Regions from separate parts of the Homo sapiens genome. Here all the other regions are linked to region 1. Evidence: chromatin contacts called from ENCODE Hi-C data. All regions are on one chromosome and are shown on one strand. Each heading gives the region's core, a stretch centred on a gene start or an enhancer-like site at or near the end of the contact. The rest is flanking DNA. Distances are from core to core; before and after follow the strand shown.

What was found. A loop is a pair of places that touch in the nucleus more often than their neighbours do. Pooled maps may share reads with other maps.
Region 2: a loop to region 1 is called in a pooled map, with 5 times the contacts of the local background. The contact joins two enhancer-like sites. A Hi-C loop is called at or near these places in 8 of 50 pooled maps.
Region 3: a loop to region 1 is called in a pooled map, with 2.5 times the contacts of the local background. The contact joins the promoter of ACSL3 here to the enhancer-like site in region 1. A Hi-C loop is called at or near these places in 3 of 50 pooled maps.

Annotation. Positions count from the first base shown.
Region 1 is chr2:224,941,461-224,946,429 of GRCh38, reverse strand. All of the region lies in intron 1 of DOCK10 (dedicator of cytokinesis 10), which reads left to right. Among named protein-coding and RNA genes, the nearest start is that of MIR4439, 67 kb to the left of the region's middle. RefSeq lists an enhancer at 2,319-2,448. Within about 2 kb of position 2,729, at least 3 of the 41 ENCODE cell types and tissues checked have a DNase peak (open chromatin) inside an H3K27ac peak, as active enhancers do.
Region 2 is chr2:227,460,178-227,465,146 of GRCh38, reverse strand. No RefSeq gene overlaps it. Among named protein-coding and RNA genes, the nearest start is that of MIR5703, 9.5 kb to the left of the region's middle. RefSeq lists enhancers at 1,457-1,516, 2,417-2,476, 4,739-4,828. Within about 2 kb of position 2,891, at least 3 of the 41 ENCODE cell types and tissues checked have a DNase peak (open chromatin) inside an H3K27ac peak, as active enhancers do.
Region 3 is chr2:222,858,936-222,863,904 of GRCh38, reverse strand. It overlaps ACSL3 (acyl-CoA synthetase long chain family member 3), which reads right to left and starts at 2,869. Exons shown (of 17, transcript NM_004457.5): 1 at 2,647-2,869. RefSeq lists silencers at 2,374-2,743, 2,814-3,143 and an enhancer at 2,860-3,154.

The sequences.
Region 1 (4,969 bases), core at 1,480-3,979:
CACTAATTATTTATTTTAAAATTCTTAGAAAGAGCAATCCAAAATATGAAAGAAAAAGTAAATAAGCATTTGATTAATAGAGCCAAGGAGGACTTTAAAAAGTGATACTTTTAAAGGTTTTAAAGGTTAAAAAGATTTGGTTTTGTTTTGCTGTTAAAAATATTTCTGCCTTATTGTTTGCAAACAAAATGAGAGCTTGAAAACCTGTACTTATTACAGAACTTTACAGATCTATAAACTGTAGAATGTATAGAACTTTACAGTTCTATAAACTACTGACAGTTGAATATCAGAGCTGATTGTTAGAGCACTTCAGTGACTTTCATGTAAAGTGAAGGGCCCACTTTGTATGTTAAATGGTTGCGGCAATATTCCTGGGTAGCTTATTTTAGAAGAATGTTCATTTCACATGGTGGATCTGGCTTTGCTTGCCTTTTTCGGAGCAGGGTTTCTCAACCTCAGCGCTATTGTCATTTGGGGTCTGAGAATTCTTTTCTGTGGGGGGCTATCCTGTACCGTGTAGGATGGTTAGCAAATTCCTGGCTTCTATCCATTTAATGCCAGTGGCAATCCCTCCCCAGTTGTGATGACCAAGAACATCTCCAAACATTGCTAAACGTCTCCGGGAGGGTGATCACTGATCACCCATATGAAAACCACAGTTCTAGGGGTGAAAGATCTTTTTGTTCATAGAAACATCTTTAATATAGAAACAGAGATGGCTTTTCAAAAATATTATATATATATATATGCACACACATGCATATATATAGGCTCTTTATAAATATGAATAAGTACGTTGCCTCTCAATGAATAGAGGCCCTCTTTATACTAACAATTAGTTGACGGTAACTTGATATGAATAGAGTTTATTAGAGGTCTGCTCAGAGGGTTGGTACTGTGTTGTTGTTTGTTCAGTTTCTATCTCAGGAGTGTGTGTCTGCCATTGGTGAATACATGCAGTTGAGCCCCTACCCTTGTTCACATTAAATGTAGCTCTAATCTTTCCACTGGGTATTTCATAACTGGAATATGCAGAGTCCTGGACCTGACCTCTTTCTCCCCATTGGTCAGAAATAAGAGCCTGGACCTAACCACTTCCTCCCCACTGGTCAGATATATCTTCCCTACTGACTCCAAAAGAGCCTTGTCAGCCTGTTAAGGAGAATAACTGTTTCAAAATATTGCCTGGTTTGAGATTATTTTTAACTTGAGTCTTGTCCCCAAAACATAATTTCCCTGCTGTATTTATCTCAATGGAATTTAGAAGTAGCATGGATTATGTCACCCTGAGAGTTATTTCTTGTGTCCACTAAAAGAGAAAATGCACAGAAGAACGTGTCTATCTTACCGAGACCACTCATACAGTGTTGGCAAGAGGACAGTCCCCAGAGTCTCACCATATAATGAAGCTAATCACTCTATGAATTATCTTAATTGAATTTGAATGTATTGCTACTGAGTACTATGGGAAGAGCGGCCAGTAAGGACGCGGTATTTTCCCACAGCATTCAGTTAGCAATGCATTCAAATTTAATTAAGATCATTCATACAGTGATTAGCTTTCTTCGACGACAGAAGGCACTGGGGATGTCCGTGCTACAGTTGCCTGCTTTTGGTCTGCCTAAGATAGGCATATCTACTTTCACAGGTTGTCTCTTGTATTGAGTACAGGATTGTTTGATCCATCCTTAAGTATTATCCTGAGATGTGCTTTTCATTTTGGAATCCAAGAAAGTGCAACGAGTAATTAGAGCACTAGGATTTGAAACAGATATCCTGAGGAAGTCGTTCTCCCTGCCGCTCTCACCTGCCATCTATATGACCTTGGGCAAGTTACTTAAATCACTCTGAACCTCAGTTTCCTCTTCTGTAAAATGCTTATAATAATACCTATCCTGCGTTAAGATTGCTTATTAGAATTCAGTTTGGTACTGTGCATTCTGAACAGTTACAAGTGTTGTGTTGTGTAACTTGAACAGTTACAAGTTACAAGTGTTGCCAAAGTTACAAGTGTTGTGTAGTGTTATTAAAACTAAGTAAAATATTTCCATTTCCAAGGACAAGGGAAAAGGGACACTGAAATTGTCTTTCTAGTGCCTTCAGCAGTCGAAGTCACTGGACTACAGGTCACGCTTTTCTCCTGGGAATCTTTTTTTGGTAACAGAACCACCTAGGAGACAGACTTCTGAACTGCATTAAGCTGAGTGCTTGGGGTCCCAGATCTTTCTATGTGTCAATACAGTTTATTTCAGAAATACCATGGTTTTTTTTCTACCCAGTCTAAGCAGAGTTTAGCTGAAACCCACTCACAGCCTCATTGTACCGTGCCCAGCACATTCATCTAAGCTTTCTAAAATCTAAACCGGCCGGGCATGATGGCTTATGCCTGTAATCCCAGCACTTTGGGAGGCCAAGGCAAGTGGATCACAAGGTCAGGAGATGGAGACCATCCTGACTAACACGGTGAAACCCCATCTCGACTAAAAATACAAAAAATTAGCCGGCCGTGGTGGCACGTGCCTGTAGTCCCAGCTACTCGGGAGGCTAAGGCAGAAGAATCACTTGAACCCAGGAAGCAGAGGTTGCAGTGAGCCGAGATCGTGCCACTGCACCCCAGCCTGGGAAACAGAGCAAGACTCTGACTCAAAAAAAAAAAAAAAAAAAAGAAAAGAAAAAAAAATCTTAAACCAACATCCCTAGACTGGCTTCAGAGCCTATTCATTTGAATAGTGATGAGGGAAGGAGCAATTCAGTTGACAAAATGCCCAACAAATAAAGATGAGACCTAAAGTTAAAGAAGAAAGCAATAACTTCTTTTAAATTTTTGGATATACTCATAAATTGTAGTGAAAGAAGAAAAAAGTGATCGTTGCAGATACTTATCATATCTGTTTTTGTGATGATTATGTAGATCTTGAACTCAAGTCATTTCTGAATCGAAAGAAAATTTAGAAATGGTTTAATTTTACAGTAATCTCAAATACCTATCCAGAGCTCTGTGACTTCCTAAGAATTATGCAACCCAGATTTTATACCCTCTTGACCCAGATGGACTAGTCTGTATATTCTGGGTTTTTTTCAAATGCTATTTGAAGCTGTATATTTTATGTAGAATTTTTAGTTGTTTTGAAAGTTTCCCTTATTAATCTAATTTTCAAGTGTATTGTCTGAGAAATGCCACTTATCACAAACAACATACAATTGAGAGACTGAAGTTGTGTTATGAAAAAAGCTTAAGGAAAAGTGAAATTGTCATGTTAGATCATCAAGTAGAACTTCTTCCCTTAATTTTTGAAATGTGTGTGGTGGTCTGCAGTTGATGGTTTTCTTTTTAACTGCCTTTCTATTTTTATTTTATTCTTTTTTTAACTAAAATTCTTCAGTATGATCTCTAGTGCAAAGGAAGTCAATAAAGAGATCATTTCCTTCCTAAATTATGTGTCCTAATTTAGAAAGATTAAAAACAGACTTAAGTTGAATTACTATATCAATCATCTGCACAGTCATAAAAATATATGAACATATTTAAATAAATGTGATTTGTTGTTTTTAAGTTGTTACTGGTTTATGGGTCATTAATCTGCAGGATTTCAAAATATTTGGAAAACTGGATACCCATGAAAATTCATCCTCTTATCTTTAAAGTACCTATTAGCACTTTAATAGGAAAATAAAAATGAAAACTATAAGTAGAGGATATAATCTGAATAGCTTTAACATATCTCTAATATACATTATTTTATATTGTGTTGTACTATTATTGTTCAAGTCAGTTTTTTCTTCTTGAATCTTCCATGCTAATGTGAGAAGCCTCCCTTACTGGTGATCTGTGCTTCGTTAGGTGCTATCTCTTTGTTTTGTACAACCATTCATAGGGCGTTGCTTATTTAGGCTGTTGTGAAACGAGCCAGTTAGCTGAAAGAAGCAATGGATGGGGTTCCAGGAGCCAGGATTTTGGTTCTAGGAACAATGAAACAAGGCTGAATCAGGGTTGAAACACAAAGGAAAGCAGGAATGAATGTTGGAAATGGACAGGTTGAAGAATGCAAAGAAGCAGGAGTAACCGGGGGATGTGAATTCAATCCAAGAAATGGAGATGTGAGATTTGAAACTTGGTCTGCCTAAGAATCCAGGTGAACACAGATCAGAGGACCTGGGTGTGAGCTGCAACACTGAACAGTTAGCTCATGTGTCAGGGAGCTGCAGAGAAGCTGCTTCCAAAATGGAAATGGGAGGGGTACCTGTAATTTAACTAAGAATGGTCTTCCTTTCCCTAGCAGCTGACTGCGAAGGGAGGGAGAAGAGTTAAACCAGAAGTGAGCCAAGCTTCTGAGCATGGGCTGGACCATTTGCTAGAGAAGAAGAGTAGCAACAGGGACAGGAAGGAGGGTCATGATCCCAGCAACCCTTTATTTCCTGGAAGGTGGCCGTGGTACAAAACTTTTTGATTGTAAAGATTCCCTCAATTGGTGGCAATTGTCATTGTGGATGTTGACATACACACTAATAACATTCATTATATGGTTCCTTAAATCTACCTTTTCATTTTCTTTCCCTCCTATAAACTTTTTTTTTTTTTTTTTGAGATGGAGGCTCAGTCTGTTGCCCAGGCTGGATTACAGTGATGAGATCTCAGCTCACTGCAACCTCTGCCTCCCGGGTTCAAGAGATTCTCCTGCCTCGGTCTCTCGAGTAGCTGGGATTGCAGGCGCATGCCACCACGCCTGGCTAATTTTTGTATTTTTAGTAGAGACGGGGTTTCACCATGTTGGCCAGGCTGGTCTCGCACTCCTGACCTCAGGTGATCCACCCACCTTGGCCTTCCAACGTTCTGGGATTACAGACGTGAGCTACCACACCCGGCCTGAGCCACCAGGCCCGGCCTGGTCCTCTTTCGCTACCACTTTGTTCCCCTGAGGTGCCTGGTGACCTTATTATACCAGCCCCAGCCTTCTCTTGCCGTTTG
Region 2 (4,969 bases), core at 1,642-4,141, 2.5 Mb before region 1:
AGTGCTGCTATTACAGGTGTGAGCAACTGTGTCTGGCCTCAATACTGTCCATACTTAGAGTCTTCAGATCTTCCCTTCCCCTGCCCCTGCGGTGCCCGGAGCTGCTTTGGATTACGGAGAGGAGTTACCTGATAGCAATAAGCATTTACAATGTAGGAAAACTGGAGCTGTAGGTTTTGCATTTTGATTCACATTCTTCGCTCCCCATGGTGTGACATTTTCCGCTTTTGGCCATGGAGCCAAAGCTCATTTTTACAGCCCACATAAGTAATGCAAAAGAAAAGTAACATTGGCCCCATTAACTCCCCCAGGTTCCACTGGGTTTCACAGAGTGAATAATCACAGGGCCTCAAGTATAAAGCACTGTGGAATAATAGTCGACTCAATTTTTTTCCCCCGTTTCTTCTTTTGAAGGTACCTTCCTTTAGCTGTGGTTTGATTATTTTTAACATTGCTTCCTGACTTGCTTTTTAATTTGTAAGAAGTAGCATGATAGAAAAGAAAGAAGGGGCAAAACCTACAGAGAACAGCACTTGGTGTATACTTCCTGGAAATACCAGTGTGGTTTCTGGGCATACTCTACAGAGAGCACCAGGGATGTAGAAGCTAGACACCTGAATGGCACACATCCCTTACCACCAGTGGCTGTGGCACTGACAGGTGGATACCTGGCTTCTCTTTCCTTAGAGATGCCAGGAAAAACAGAGAAACTGCAGACCTGCCCTCCAGCTGTCCGTGTTGTTGGAGACTTTTTCTTTTACCTCGGTTCATTTTCCACTGTCATTTGTGAGCTGAATTTTGTGCACTCAGAGAGCAGGGACCAGGTCATATCCTTCTGTGTCTCTACTTTGCTGGGCTATAAAAGATCGCTCATAAATTGCATCAGTTGATTGACTGATCCAAACTCAGGCCATTCTAAAAGCCCAAAACCATTGCAACCTGACTTTAGTTATCCATTTATCAGAAAGACATTTTTTTTTTATTTTAGAGGGAAACCAGAAGTAGCTTTCAGCCTGCCTTTCTTCATTCATTCAGTGAATATTTACTGAGTATCTACTCTTTACCAGGCACTGTGCCAGACACTGGGGATTCAGCAATGAACAAGACAACATCTACTTTCCTGGGGTTTATGTTCCGTTGGGAGGGAGAACAGACAAACAAATTAATATAATGGACCAGGTGATGCTAAGTGCTCTAAAGGAAAATGAAGCAGGGTAAGGTAATAGCATGTGAAAGGAGAGGATGCTACTGGGTGGTTAGGGGAGGCCCAGAGTAGGCGAAGCAGGGGAAATTCTCGGGGTTGCACATATCAGAAGTCACAGGTAAGTGGACTTCTGTGCATGGAGGCTCTGCAACCAAGCAGCCTCCCTCCCTTGGTCAGTTCGTGCCAGAATCAGGATTCCTGGGCTGCCCTAGTCGCCTGTAGAGGACTTGAATCATAATCTTCAGAAGCCAAGCGGGAGAGAAAAGGTCCCTGCCTCTGCAGTGCGAAGAGAGTCCAGGGTAAGAAATGCTCCATTCACGTTGTCAATGGAACTTTGTTCTTGCCCATTACTGAAAAGAGAAAGGGGATCTTCCCTTCTGGTTCAGGGGAAAGAAAGAGGCCCCTGTGGGGAGAGAAACCTGCTTTAGTTATCAGAAAAGAAACATTAGTGGGGCTTGCTGGGCCTACAGAAAAGGAAAATGGACGCTACCCATCAGCCCTCCATTTTGAAGGGGTCAGATGGGGGTATTTTAAAAGTGGGTCTCTAAAAAAACCTCCTCTCTTTCTTTTTGTATTTCTCAACAAATGCTGGCAGATAGGCAATGGCTCATTAGACAGCATGTGCTGAACTGAGTGCAAAGTAATTCCCTTGAGCCCAGTTGACTGATGTTGCCATCATACCCCATCCCCTGAGAAGAGAATCGATTGCATAGAGCTCCACCGTTGATCCCCCAATACCAGTGACTAATGTTTCCCGGTTGACTAAGCACCCAGTTAATACTCACAGCAGCCTTTGGACATAGATTTTATTGTTATATCCATTTTACAGATGAAGAAACTAAGGCTCCCGAGTTGAGGGCTTGCCAAGGTCACATAGCTGGGAAGTGATGGAGCTGGGATTGGAAGGCCAGTGGTTGGACTTTAGAGGCCATAATTTAACCGGTACAGTCAGCACTGTACTCTGTTGAATCCTTTTCTTGTGAATCCAAACCAAGGCCACATGGAAACAGGAAAACCTAGGAGGCACTTCCTGGTCTCGAGCTGGGCTCTAGGAATACAAACATCCCAGGACATAACTGGGCTCTGTTAGCCTGAGGTTTCTGCTTTATAAGGATGCTATGCCAGCCCCGGGGCTCCAGGATGTGCACTTGAAGGACCTGTTTTCACTCAAGAAGTTATTCAAATGAGGGAAATTACCTGAAAATTTACACATACCAAGTTCCCAGAGTGAAAACAGCCTGAATATTCATTTAGGTAACTTGCTACACAGAGGTGTCCCTGTTGAATGTGCGTAGAACTTATAGCAAAGGACTTACGGCGAAAATTCCAAGTCCGCTTATGAGTGGGGAAGTCCCTGGAGCAACTTTACAGGAACAAGGTCATGGCCATTTTTACCATAAGGATACCCTTATCAGTTTATCATTAGTCACCACCCCACCTCTGGGGCATTAATGATTCAGAAGGTTACAGTAAGAACAGAGTAAGAAAATGTACTCAGCACAGCATCTGGCATTAATGGAAGCACTGCTATCATTATTCTCATTGTTTTAAATATGGTATACCAATTCCTTTTCCATTCAGCGTGTGCTGTTTGTAAGTTACCAAGTCAACTGGAACTGCAGTTTAGCTGCAATTTGCCAGAAGCTGCCGTTAAGTGAACCACCTTGTGTGCGGCTACCCTTTGCTCAGAGCATTGCTGCACTTTGACTGGTTGAAATCCATTGTGCTCTAAGTGATCTGAACAGCAATCAGTGATATACATGAACAACTATTTTTCACTCAGTTCATGGAAGTTTTTATTTCTTCTAAGTAAATATCAGACAATGTTCAGTTTGGAAGATTCTGCAGATAAAATTCTCCAAACACATCTAACCACAGAAACAACATTCATTTATAGATGCTTTATTTGGGGAGAAAAAGGAGAGTGTGTGTGTTTAGGAAGTGATGTCAAATTTTCTTGACTCAGACCTGTATCGCCTATGTGTGCCCATACATGAAGGACAGTACAGCATGGTGGTATCAGCAAAGTTTCTGAATCAGACTGTCCAAGCCTGGATCTCCCCTGGGAGCTTGAGCAAGCAACTTAACTTTTCTGTGCTTCAGTTTCTTCACCTATAAAATAGAAATGATCATACCACCTACTTCATAAGGTTCCAATGAGGATTAAGTGATTTAATATACGAAAAGCACTTAAAACAATGTCTGGCAGATAGTAAGCATTCTACAAGTGTTAGCAATCATTGTATTTCCCTCTTTTCCCATCAACAACCTCCTCTACAACCTAGACAGAATAAGCAAGTGTATACATGTATACATTAGCTTCCCATAGTATAATGTATATTATATTTTATATATATATTTTCTTGTTTCATTTTGTTGTTTAATATCCTAAGTAGGGCCAGGCACAGTGGCTCATGCCTGTAATCCCAGCTCTTTGGGAGGCTGAGGTGGGTGGATCACCCAAGACTGGGGGTTCGAGACCAGCCTGACCAACATGGAGAAACCCATCTCTACTAAAAATACAAAATTAGCCAGGCATGGTGGCGCACACTTGTAATCCCAGCTACTCGGGAGGCTGAGGCAGGAGAATTGCTTGAACCCGGGAGGCAGAGTTTGCGGTGAGCCGAGACTGCACCATTGCACTCCAGCCTGGGCAACAGAGTGAAACTCTGTCTCAAAAAAAAAAAAAAAAAAAAAAAAATCCTAAGTAATACATGAATATAATCTCATTTTTAAAAGAAAGCAAAACAAAACAAAACAATGCTGGTATAGTGAGTTGAAGCATCTCCTAAAACTTCACATTCAACCAGAACCTCAGGATGTGACCTTATTTAGAAATAGGACCTTTGAAGATGTGATTCATTGGAGAACTCAAGATGAAATCATTCTGATTTAGAGTGGGCCCTAAATCCAATGACTAGTGTCTCTATGAGAAGAAGAGAGGACACATACAGACATACGGGGAGGAAGGCCATGTGATGATGGAGGCAGAGGTGGGAGTCATGCTGCCACGAGCCGAGGAACACCTAGGACCACCAGAAACTGGAAGAGGCAAGGAAGGATTCTTCCCTAGAGCCTTTGGACCTGCTGATTCCTTGATTCCTCACCTGTAGCATAAAGAATTGTGAGCATAAATCCCTGTTATTTTCAACCACCTAGCTTGTGACAGTTTGTTACAGAAGCCCTGGGAAGCTAACACAGCCAGTAAAGCCAAAAGTTCCCCAGCCCACAGCTCACACTCTCCCATTCACATCGCCTCGTCCAGCAGTCGCAGCACATCGTTACCTTTCCAGACCTTTTTTCTATGCTTTTACATATCCAATACTATGGATTGGATAAGTAATATTTGGAATGCTATTACTATCCAAGTACATAGAATGCTTACTATCTGCCAGACACTGTTCTAAGTGCTGTTCATACATTAAATCACTTTATCCTCATAGGAACTTTATGAAGTAGGTGATAGGATTATTTCTATTTTACAGGTAAAGAAACTGAGGCACAGAAAAATTAAGTTGCTTGCTCAAGCTCCCAGGGGAGATCCAGGATTGGACAGTCTGATTCAGAAACTGTGCTCATAATCACCGTACTATACTTTATCTAGTTGACAATAACCACATTTGATGAATGTGGCAAAACCGCAGAACAGCAACTCAACATTCTGCAGCCTTAGTCGCAGCCAGGCACCGTGGACCACAGCCAGGACGAGGGTGCTGCTGCCGCCGCCCCCAGGAGACCTGGGGAGCGTGGCCTTGTCTCCCATAA
Region 3 (4,969 bases), core at 1,620-4,119, 2.1 Mb after region 1:
TTTTTATTTATGCCACATGGTACCCCTAGGACGGTGTTTTGCATGCAGATGGCCATTAAGTAAATATATTGCAATGTATTATTTGAATTGGCTTCATACATGTTCAACTGAGACATTTATATATTTTTAACAATCTATATTTCCCAATCCAGCCATCAAAAAATGATCTCCTAAGATGATGAGACTTTTAAGTTAAATGACCCTGTGAAGCGTATGCTACAATGGATACTTTTGAGTCATTATGATGCTCGTTGTTTTAAAAGCCTATCACCCTTGGCCTAGCTTTCCTAAAAAAAATCTAAATCCAATATTCAAGCCCAAATCTCACATAAAAGAGTCTTACTCCCCCTTACAGTTCATTTTGAGTGGGAGAAAGTATTAGAGGACTATTTAAGCTTTAAGTACCCTGAAGGCAGACAGAATGACAACTTGTAAAGTTGCCTATCTCATTTTCGTATCTTGCAATGAGAGCCGGGATGACATTCTGAGTATGAAATACACTGTGCAATGAAAAGAATTATTGTTGCTGACAACTTCCCAAACTCTTGCATTATGTACATAATTGCAGGCTCAGATTTCAAGACTGTCCTCTAGCAAAATCTCACCACATCAATTCAAAAAACAGCTCCCTAGACTAGATTTCCATCTACATCACAATCTTGCTCATAATCCTCATTCACACAATACTTTTCCTTCATCGTACCTATCAAACTTGCAACCACCTATCCGTTTGTATGACCATTTGCTTCTTGTCTATTTTTCCCTCTATTCACAGCTGTATTCCCAGCACCTAATAAGGTGCCTGACATATCACAAAAATTAAATGGCTCTAGGTGAGTCAATTAATCAAATGAGGAATGAAACAGTCACTTAACTGGAACCAAACAGCAGGGAAACACAAAAGCAAATGAAACAGACCTCGAGGCTTTAAGATCTGATTCTCACCCCAAACCAGACAGAGGATGATTTTCCCCTTATAATTTGTGCGTTCTTCATTTCTCCCATTCTTCCTTTCTTCCTTCAAGGAGAACATTTTAGACCCTCAGAATATTTAAGCTTTAAGTCACTGAGTCTAAAGCCTTACAAATTCAGTAACTGAGATCCAAAGATACGAGGTGACTTGTCACCTTGACCCTTAGGTCCAATGGACCACTCTGCCCCACACCCAATGTCATCCTACAAAACCAATATTTTTATACAAAAGAGAAACCAGGAAAAGTCTAGAGAGAAAACGCATGCGACAATTAGAAGGCTTACTCATCCCCAAGTGTGAGGAACTGCCCAGAAAAATGCCAGAAAACAAAATCAAGTCTGTGCAAAAGATTCCCATGTCACACCACCTGTCCCCTATAATACCCTTCTAATACACTTTCAGGAGCAACTCATCAGCACCCTTAACTCTCAGAACTAATTTGGGGAAACAAAATAGGTTGATAAACATGAAAGAAGGTATCATCAAACTACAACTCTCCTGGCCACCCAGACTAAAATCCACTGTGGAAACTATTCAGCCAGCCACCAAGGAGAGGCAGCAAAATATAGTGCTTAGATTTCAGAGCTCTGGATTTACACAGGCCTGTCTGAATCCCAGCTTCTTACTAGCTGAGATCTGAGGCAAGCTAAGTCGTCCAATCTGCAGTTTCTCCCGCTGTAAAATGGGAATAACCCCCACCCCAGAGGACTGTTAACAGTGTGAAGACACTGTACATAAAGCTCTCCAAACAGTGCGTGGCATGTAATAAAAGCTCAATAAATGTCAGCTATTTGTCATTCTTTTCAGCTATAATTTCGTTCACAAAGCCTACTGCCTTTCTAGCTTCCATATAATTTTAAAGACATTCCTCCAGCCTTTTCATTTTCGAGGGATCTTTTATACAGCAGCTTAGAGCACACTTTCTAGTATCAGACTTCCTGCGAAAACCATTTGAAAACCTGTGCCTCGGGCTCCTCATCTGTGAAACGAGCCTGATAACACCTACCCCACAGGACTGCTGGTAGTAAGCAGTCCCCGAGTTACCCAACCTATCAACAGTATATGATTAAAACGCACTTGGGGAAAAGCAAAGCTGCAACTCTCAAACCCCAAACGACAGTCTTAATCCCAGTCCCACCACCACGATAGTGCCCAGAACCAATCACCAAGGTCGACCCACCTCACGCACCTAGTTTCTTCTCACCCCACGCAGCAACAGCCCCTCCCGCCCCGCCAAACAAGGGTTTTCCGAAATCGCAGGGCTGAGTCTCCTTCCACGGACACCGCACTGCTGGGGCCGCGGCAGAGCCCTCTTAATTCAAGGGGGTGGCCTCCCCACCCCGCCCCACAGCGCCGGGAGGCACGCAGTGCATCCTCCCTGCCTGGTCAGCGCCGCCCCACGCCGTTCGCGCTGCAGCTCCCGGCTCGCGTGGGCTCAGGGCCGAGGCCCCACGTCAGCCGCTTCCCGGACCCCAGCGGGCCGCCTCCCACCCTGCTCGCCGCTGCTCCTGGTGCCGCGGGCCGCCCGCGCGCACACCCAGCGGTCAGGTGCGGCGCCGACGACAGGGTCCCAGGCCCCGAGGCTGGGGAGCCCCTCGGGCCCAGCCGAACCGCACGCGGAGGCCGCGCCGCCAACCGGCTCCCGCCGCTCCCACAACCGGCGCCGCACTCACCGCTACGCCGGAGTCCGGGTTCCTCCGGCCTCGGGCCCGCGCAGGCCTGGCTGAGCCCCAGAGCGTTCACGCCCCGCGCCGCCGCCCGGGGATCCTGGCGCAGCTGTCGGGGCCGCAATGCGAGGGGACGAACGTATGCGACCCCGTCCAACGCCTCCTCGTCCCGGCCCCGGCCGCGTAGACAACTGCAGTGTCGCAGCCCGGCGCAGCCACAGCAGCGTCTGTTGAGCGGAACCGCCTGGGACGCTCACCCCCGGCCGGCACTCGTTGCCTATGCAGAGAGGCTGCCACCCATTGGCCCGCGAGCGGTGGCGCGTGCGGGGCTGGGCCTATCGAATTCGGGCCGGGGAGCGCGGCGCTGGCGGCCCGGGGCGGGGCGAGGTTACTACGGGTCATTCCGCGGAGCCGCCGCGGACCGGACCTGGCTGCAGTCTGCGCGGGGCGGGGGCGGGAACGGGGTCGACCAGGAGGGACGGACCGCGGGTGGGGGAGGGGAGCGGGGATCTGCGGCAGCGACGTGGGAGGAGCGGCTAGCCCAATAGGGTCTGCAGGAGCTCCGTCCCTCCAGGAAAAAACACCCCTCCACCAAAAAAAAAAAAAAAAAAATTACAGTCGCACAATTATTGCTGTAATGTATAAATTTCAATATAAATTATGAAATAGTATGCATATTCTTTTTCGTTTTTAACTGGATTAGTTATCCCGTTCTTGCAGAAATTGCTGTCAAATCCTGCCAAATAAAATGGCTTTTGGAACTGCCTGGGGCAAGAAGAGCCTCAAAAACTCAAAGCTTATCCATTATCATTTCTCTTGTTTTGGCCTCACTTGACCTAGCATATAACCCGTTTTCCTCTAAATGCACTCACCATGCAAATTTGCTATTTCTTTTCAAAAAATAAAGTTTACTCCAAATTATTGTTTTTGAACGTTCTTAGGAATCCACAGTGGTTCTGTATTTTAAGGAGTTTGCCATTGTTTCTCGTTTTAGACACTAAACAAGGATAAGAAAGAAAGCATCCAGTGCAGGTAGTAGAACTACATGTACTGTAAGAGAGAAGATTTTCACTCACCCAGTACTAGTAGGATTGGTCTCTTTTTTTAACCCAACATATTGTTTAGTTTGCCTGTGAACTTTTCCTTAAGTAGGTGAAAGGTTGCCTTCCTGAGCCAGCCTCAGGCTAAAGCAGGCCTCATTTCCCAAGAGAATCAAAATCAGGAAGCCGCCAGAACTTGAACTAGGTGGAGCGATGATGCACCAAGCAAAGAGAGCTCACTCACCGTGGGCCAAGGGCCAATCGAGAACCTAAAGGGATGGATACCTGACTCAGGCAAACTGTTCTCCCACTTCAAAATATGGCAGTTCAGTTGCTCATTAATCTGTTGAAATCTTATCAAAGGATACATCCTGAAGATAAATGGAATGCAGAATTTCTTATCTGAAAAGACATTCGCAGCTCTGCAGAGAGAAGCAGGCTTTAGAAGTAGTACTTCTAGAACCATGAAATCCTCTGGAAAATACTGGTTTTTTTCCGAGAGAAGAAAACTAATATTGCACCTTTTTATCTATCCATAAGCCTAAAACAGACTAGAAGAATTCCAACAATATCTTTCTTCATTATCTTTATATTATGGAATATATATTATGGATATGGACCTATATTTAAAAGAAAATGGTCCTGGGAATTAAAATTCTAAATTCTCATCTTGTTTGCTGTTTAACAAGCTAAGTAGAAATACATAGAGATACTTCAGAGACATTGTGGGTTTGGTTCCAGACCACTGACACTTAAAGGGAATATCAAAATTAAGTGAGTCACATGAATTGTTTGGTTTCCCAGTAAATATAAAAGTTATGTTCGCCGGGAGCGGTGGCTCACGCCTGTAATCCCAGCACTTTAGGAAGCCAAGGCAGGCGGATCACCTGAGGTCAGGAGTTCGAGACCAGCCTGACCAATATGATGAAACCCTGTCTCTACTAAAAATACAAAAATTAGCCAGGCGTGGTGGCATGCGCCTGTAATCCCAACTACTCGGGAGGCTGAGACAGGAGATCGCTTGAACCTGGGAGGCGAAGGTTGCAGTGAGCCGAGATCGTGCCATTGCACTCCAGCCTGGGCAACAAGAGTGAACTGCATCTCAAAAAAAAAAAAAAAGTTATGTTCATACTATAAAGCGTGCAATAGCATTATATTTAACAAAACAATGTACATATCTTAATTTAAAAATACTTTATTGCAAAAAAAATGCTGGCAATCACCTGAGTCTTCAGCAAGTTGTAATCTTTTTTGCTGGAGGAGGGTCTCACCTCAGGGTTGATGGCTGC